Regions from separate parts of the Homo sapiens genome. Here region 2 is linked to region 1. A link is a contact called in ENCODE Hi-C data. All regions are on one chromosome and are shown on one strand. Each heading gives the region's core, a stretch centred on a gene start or an enhancer-like site at or near the end of the contact. The rest is flanking DNA. Distances are from core to core; before and after follow the strand shown. Region 1 overlaps EFNA5 (ephrin A5). Region 2 has its middle 250 kb from the start of LINC01950.

What was found. Hi-C counts contacts between places; a loop is a spot of excess contacts on that map. Pooled maps may share reads with other maps.
Region 2: a loop to region 1 is called in a pooled map, with 13 times the contacts of the local background. The contact joins two enhancer-like sites. A Hi-C loop is called at or near these places in 4 of 168 maps with a recorded cell type or tissue (aorta, ascending aorta and chondrocyte), 9 of 37 single-sample maps with no recorded cell type and 16 of 50 pooled maps.

What each region holds. Positions count from the first base shown.
Region 1 is chr5:107,568,962-107,572,575 of GRCh38, forward strand. The region is part of intron 1 of EFNA5 (ephrin A5); the gene reads right to left. Among named protein-coding and RNA genes, the nearest start is that of EFNA5, 100 kb to the right of the region's middle. RefSeq lists enhancers at 1,755-2,466, 2,077-2,356, 2,927-3,076, 3,087-3,381. Within about 2 kb of position 2,355, at least 30 of the 41 ENCODE cell types and tissues checked have a DNase peak (open chromatin) inside an H3K27ac peak, as active enhancers do.
Region 2 is chr5:107,261,759-107,265,309 of GRCh38, forward strand. No RefSeq gene overlaps it. Among named protein-coding and RNA genes, the nearest start is that of LINC01950, 250 kb to the left of the region's middle. Within about 2 kb of position 2,038, at least 2 of the 41 ENCODE cell types and tissues checked have a DNase peak (open chromatin) inside an H3K27ac peak, as active enhancers do.

The DNA of each region.
Region 1 (3,614 bases), core at 1,105-3,604:
TATGACTTATAAAAATCACTAGTTCCTCCCACCTTGGTTCTGTTGACCTTAGTGGCCAAGTCCTTTTCCTGAGCTTTTAATAAACACATGCCTGTAAGCAAAGATACGCATAGTTAAATCTATACTTAGCATATTAACCCCCAGATGAGCATAAAGACATATGCTACCAGAGATCCAGGAAACAAGAATCTGGGTTTTGGGGCTTTCTGTATTGGGGGTGAATGTTCACCTTCCCACAAGAGTCTCACAATGGTGGCTTTCCCAGCCCTCTAGGAAGGGGCTTCCTCAAAAAAAGTAGCATCTCCAAACACTCATACATTGTGAAGCAACTCAAATTTCCAAGTAAAAAGATATTAAATGTATTAATAGAAAGGACTGCAGACTACCCTTAAAATATATATACGTGTATATATATATATATTTTTATGTATATGTGTGTATATATATATATATTTATGTATATGTGTGTATATATATATTTATATATGTGTGTGTATATATATTTATATATATGTGTATATATATTTATATATATGTGTATATATATTTATATATGTGTGTATATATATTTATATATATATGTGTGTATATATATATTTATATATATATATATATATATATATATATATATATATTCCCAGCTCTTTGGGAGGCTGAGGTGGAAGGATCACCTAGGTCAGGAGTTCATGACCAGCCTGGCCAACATGGTAAAACCCCATCTCTACTAAAAATACAAAAAAATTAGCCAGGCATGGTGGCATGTGCCTGTAATCCCAGCTACTTGGGAGGCTGAGGCAGGAGAATCACTTGAACCTGGGAGGGGGAGGCTGCAGTTAGCCAAGATTGCACCATGCCACTCCAGCCTGGGAGACCAAAAAAAAAAAAAAAAAAGCAAACAAACAACACAAGAGGAAATGATCTTCTACAAAAGGACAGTGAACTATTAAAATTCCACTTCCTAAGCAAGTGTACACCACTTTTTATTTTGAATTAAAATATCAGAAGATCACTGACAGGGAAAAAAAAGTAGGCCAGAATTATCTGGATTACTGCCCTAACTCTAGAAAGCTGACATAGCATGACCAAGACCTACTTAAAAGCTGGCTGTATCTGTTTAACACCAAACTCTGAGGAGAGACCTACCTCCTAATGGTGAAAGAAACTGTTTTCACATTTTGAGAGGCAAGACCCATAAAGGAAGGGCCTCTAATTTCCAGTAATTACCCTGGTACCTTAAAGTCCGTAATTACATAGAGAACCATGCCCTGAACTGGCCTTCAGTTGGTTCCAAACCCATTGCATGTAATTAGCCTTGATTAATATCCCACATTTCACATCAACAGACACAGTGAATCCAAATGATTCCCACGTTCTGCTGCCTCCGGAAACCTCACTGTTCAAATTCTGTGCCTTTATCAAGGGAACATGCTGAGCAAATGGGATCAAATGATGCCTTGGCACCCACCTTGGTCTAACTATTCAGAGGGAAGTAGCAATGCCTTTCATGTAATCATCTTAATCCCTTGTATCAACTAATTAATACACAGAGAAAGCTTTTACTTGCATGTGAGCAATTATAGCAACTTCCTGGTCGGTGTCCAAATGGATTCACAATATAATTCATGAACAATGAGGCTCTGGGAAAGACAGCTCCTAGAGATGACTTTTAAAATGAAAAAGTGTGTGTGTGGGGGTGGGGGCGGGCAGGTATTAATGATTCTAATAGTAGAAAAAGAGGACAGCAAGTAAATCTCAGTTTCTGAAAAAAAATTAATGTTGGAACCCTATTGTGCACATGACTGGCTTAAACAGACCAATTGATGTGAGCAAAGTAAGAACCAATAAATACCAGAGTTTGGATTCTATATCCGTATATACCTGAAATACCACCAAGTTACTTCCAAGGGACTTGAAAACAAACCTGCTGCCATTAAATAATGGGCTTCTGCTAAAAACAAACGAAAGTAAACTCACTCTACACAGACTTCTGAAAGCCATCTAAGATTTGAGCTCAGTGATTTCACATTCCTCCCTGGGGGGTACCTGTTGCAGTTGCACGGGTGCACTCTCTCTTCTCTCTCTCTCTCAACAGGAAGTAGCACATCAGTATTTTCAGCTGCCTGAGAACTAATCCAAGAATGGGGCCCAGGGCGGCAAGGGTTGGGAACTGTGAGCGAGTGGGGGAAGAGGGCTTAGGGGCCTACAGAAAAAGATATCCGAAGCATCAGCACCTGCTGTGGGGTTTCTGCTCCCGTGTCCGCCCCAGCCAGAGTGGGAATTGCTCCAGCACTGGGGCAACTTGTAATCCAACCTGGGGCAGAGAGCACAGGAACCTAGTGGCTCAGGCGTTCAAGAAAAGGCTCCCAGTCATAAAGCACCACATTGTGGTAACAAGCCCCGGGGTTGCACTGTGAACTTTTCCTGTGCAGATGGCTCGCTGTCGGGGAAAAACATTACCCAGCAAAGTCCAGTCAACAAGTTCACTGAATCCAAGTTTCAAAAAACAAAACGCTTCCTCAATCACCCCCTCGTGCCAGACTATGCTGAAGCTGCTTATAAATTACCAAGGGTCATCCTCTTTTTTTTTTTTTAAAGAATAAAATGCTAATGGCATAGGTTTGGGCTCTCTGAATTAAATACTGTACTGAGCCACCCTGGGAACCAGACACTATCCTCTGGCTAGAAGGCTAAAGAATGAGCAATTGCCAGCCGTGGAATTTTCATGATCCAGTTTCCCCACCTTCCTGTCGCATACCCACTGGCAGGAACCAAAGGGCTGTCACCCTGACGAGAGAAAACAAAGCTCTGCACTGCGTTATGAAACAGGTTTTTCCTTTCTCGTAGAGACACTCCTTTATGGCGAGGTCATGTAAAACAGCAAAATGCTCAATGAACACACTTGGTCCTGTTCCCTGCAGGTGACCGTACCCTTCAACTTGACCTGTGATACAGGGAGAGGGAAAGAAAACCACTCTCCAATTTCTAAGTAAAAGGTGACCAGACGGCAGGGATGGCAAAGCAGAGCCTACTGTTAACAACAAAAAGAAACTGCAAACAGCAGCGTGGACAGACAGTCATACAGGTGTGGGCCGGGACCTTAGAGGGCAAAATAAAATGCTTCTGGAGTCTAATCTTGAGCCAAATTGACTAAAAAGGACAGCCCGGCAGAGAACGTGCGTGATGTGAGTTACTCTGGCACCGAGAAACCTGTTCTTATCTGGCAAGTACGCCCCCTGCTGGCCGCGGTGCTGAACTCCGCCTCTTGGTCCTGCGCCAGACAGCCCTCGGAGCTCTCTGGTTTAGACCGGGGGAAGGAGAAAGGAGCTCTGGCAGAGCGAGTCCCTTGTAAAGCACACAATGGGAGCAAAGGGTGCCGTCACAGCAGTCACCGCCCCAAACCACAATCTTTGTCCAGTCACGGTTCTCTGCAGTCAGATAAAATCCAAGCAAGCTGAAAAGAATGAATACAAACCTGCTTGCTGCTTTGCAAGTGAGAAGTTTAGAAAGCTAGGGAGGAGGGGGCCGCCAAAGGGAACCTGCCATGAAAAGATTCTTAAGTCATTCACAGATACAGTGCTTGACTACTGGAGAAAATCTGGACTAACTGCCCTTTT
Region 2 (3,551 bases), core at 788-3,287, 310 kb before region 1:
CTCTCAGTTATCTCTGGTCTTTTATAAAATGAAGCCATTCCCTCAGACTAAAACACTATCCTTCTGTTCATTAGCCCCTGTCCAAACCCTAAATGCCTTTTGTCTGGCTATTTCCTATGCATCCTTCAAGTCTCACATTAGGGTCACTTCCTCCAGGAAGCCATCCCTGACCCAACAATTCTGGGGCAGGTACTTCTTCTATATGTCTCAACTCTTCCATCCTATCGCTTACCTTGTGGTGTTTGGAATTGCCTGTCTGCTCCTCTATATCCCCCACTAAACTATTTGCTCCCTGAGAAAGGAACCACATCTGCCTTGTTTAAATCTGTGTCCCTGGTGTCTGACACAGTAACTGACACATAGTAGTCGCTTTGTTGCTTCACAAATATTTGTTAAAGAAATAAATGCCTTACTCTGCAATACCTATATGCTCTTCATAAATTTTTCTTCAAAATGCACCCAGAGGATAAAGTCGTGATCTTGATAAAATTTCAAAGACAACTGGAAAAGGCCAAAGACACGCATAACCCCAAACACAAAACAGAATGAAAAACATACAAATAAAAAGATGCAAAACTAAAGACTCACGCCTATAATCCCAACACTTTGGGAGGCCAAGGTGGGCAGATCACTTGAGATCAGGAGCTTGAGACCAGCCTGGCCAACATGGTGAAACCCTGTCTCCACAAAAAATACAAAAATTAGCGAGGCATGGTGGCAGGCAGCTACTTGGGAGGCTGAGGCAGGAGAATCACTTGAACCTGGGAGGTGGAGATTGCAGTGAGCTGAGATGGCACACCACCGCACTCCAGCCTGTGTGACAGAGTGAGACACTGTCTCAAAAAAAAAAAAAAAAAAAAACCTAAATGAAGATGCAAGTCACAGAGTCATGTAAATCACTAATAGAAGCAGAATATAAATTCTATATTTAAATGTGTTTCCCAAGTCATATTTCTAAGGACAGTAACACACCATGCCCCTGAGAATTACAGCATACCTTTTTTTTCCATTGTTCATACACTAATTCATACTTCTGAAACTCAGATATTCAGATAACAAATAACCAAGTGTTGGAAGGAAAGTTACAAATTATAGTCATATGTCACAGTCCAAGCAAATGGCAGCCAAATTTCCCTGTATAAATTGCAGAATTCTCTTATGATTTCACAAGATGTATTGAAAAGAAAAACACTAAAAATTCATTTTTTACTCAGCTAATATAGTATATGGGTAAAGGGTTCATGTTTAAACTGTTACAGATGAGTGAGTTTTTCCAGAAATGCAATTTTAACAAAGCATAATGCCACTGAGATATTAAAACTAAATTTAAATTTCTTAATATTAGGTTAACACCCTCAGAGCAAATCATGCTAACATCAGATGGTTTAAATAATGTCACTTAGCTAGCAACAAGAAAACACATTTCAAAAGAAGACAATGGAAGAATAGAGCTAGTCAAAGGAATCTTTAGAAACAAAAATGACTTTTAATTAGTAGACCTATAAACTAATACTAAAGAAGTTTTCATGTGGGTGTTTTAGATGATTTTGTTGTGATGGCTATTACTGTTAATTATCAGTGAATTTGAAGTTATCACTTCGAGAGTGAGACACCACAGCGAGCCCATGCTTTTCAGGTCAGACTGTTAGATTTTATTGCTGAGAATGCATACAATACTCAAGGTCAAAACTGTGTTTGTTTTAAAAGTGACAATTAATTATTGCTAATCTTCATCAGCCTTAGAACATTTTTACTTAAGAGAACACTCAGAGTGAAATGCTGACGGGAACCAGCTCAAAGACAAGGTAGAGCTAAAAATCTGCAGCCTGGGGTTTCCCTAAAAGAGAAGCAGGTAAACAAGCCAGTTTTGCCTTCAGCCAGTTCAAGGATAATGATTTGTAGGTAGGTGAAGTTTCAGACTTTCTTTTCACCCCCACCCTCTATCCTGACCCTCCTCCCTGACACAACAAAATCCCAAGTACCTAATTTTTCAGCCTCTTAAAGAACTCCAGTAGCTCCTACCTAAATGCTACGTGTATTCTGATCATTCAAGGATGTGGGTTTTGTCATTTGCATATGGTTTTGCCCTGATCTCAAGTTCAAAAAAATAAAGCGTATTTTGCCGCAGCCTGATGTAGAAACTCTAAACGTTCCCAGAATAAAAATAAACTTGTTCTGGCAAGGCCATTTGGGGATTATTAGTTGGCATCTTTTGACTGTAGTCAGAAATAAGCAAGCATCCATTTGTAGCAATCCTTATAACATTATCTCTGTTTGGATTGTTATTATGCTTATAAGTGCTTTTGGAATCCATGCTAGTTTTTTTTTTTTTTTTAAGAGATCTAGGGTCTCTTTTTACTTACTTTTTTTTATCAAGGAAATCAAAATTTCAAAAGCAATATATTTCCATAGACTACATGAGAGACATGAAAAAAATTCAAGTATAAGTCCTGTGAAATATATTTGTGATCAGTGGAATTAGACCTCTTCCTAGTGTTCTAGTGACTATCAAAACAGATGTGTGATATCTGTGTCTGTCAGGTACCTTTTTAAAACCTTACATGGTTGGCTTGTCCTTGCTCAGCTCAGAGTCATTTAAAAAATACTTTGAGAGCTAGCCATGAGAATTACAAATCATTTTTCAAAGGTATGTACAGCTCTGCAAATTACAATGAGTTTACAGGTGCAGTCTTATTCTGTGTAACCTAGAGATGAAAGAGTTATCAAGGACACTGATGCTCATTGCTGCATCGATGAAATCTTCATGAATTCAAAAATTGTAGCAATAATCTCTTTTATGGAAATAGATCTATGAGGTTGTCAAGCAGATGGTATCTGATTTCCTTCTAAGTGAGGAGGGCCCTGTAAAGTAGTATAAAGGTTCCAAAAGCAGTGATCAGTAGGAGCAGAAAACAGGCAAAGATCTTCACCCGCTTGGTGACCTGCTGGAACTCAGAGTAATAAAATGTGTCAGACACTCTGCTAGTCACTTTCTCATACATTGGCTCACTGAAAGCACACAGCCACCTAATAAGACACCATTTTTTCCCCTCTAATTTAAAGCTAAGGATGCTTCAATACAGAAAGATTAAGGGACTTGACCAAGATCACCAAGCTCACAAAGGTCATAACAAAAAGGAACTAAGAAGGAAAAGCTGCTTACCACGAATGTCTCTCTCTCTCTCTCTCTCTCTCACACACACACACACACACACACACACACACACACACACACACACACACATCATATACAATTAGCATGTTAGCAGGGCTCAAAGTCTGATTATCAGCCCATTCTTTCCATCTGCATGCACTTTTCAGCCCGTGTGCTGTCCTATTTTGATAAATGCCATTCTTCCTTTAACTGGCTGAGGCTTTCCTAAACGTCCATGTGAACCTGATTTTCCCATTAAACAATTGCCCTGGATTACTTAGTGGTTTTCTAAAGCTGACCCTGGTAGTGGGCAGTAGGCTTGTGTGTGTTTCTCATGCTCTTTAACTCCCTCTTCCTTTGGCTTCCCCCTTCCCTTGCAAGCATCGTTGTCCATACT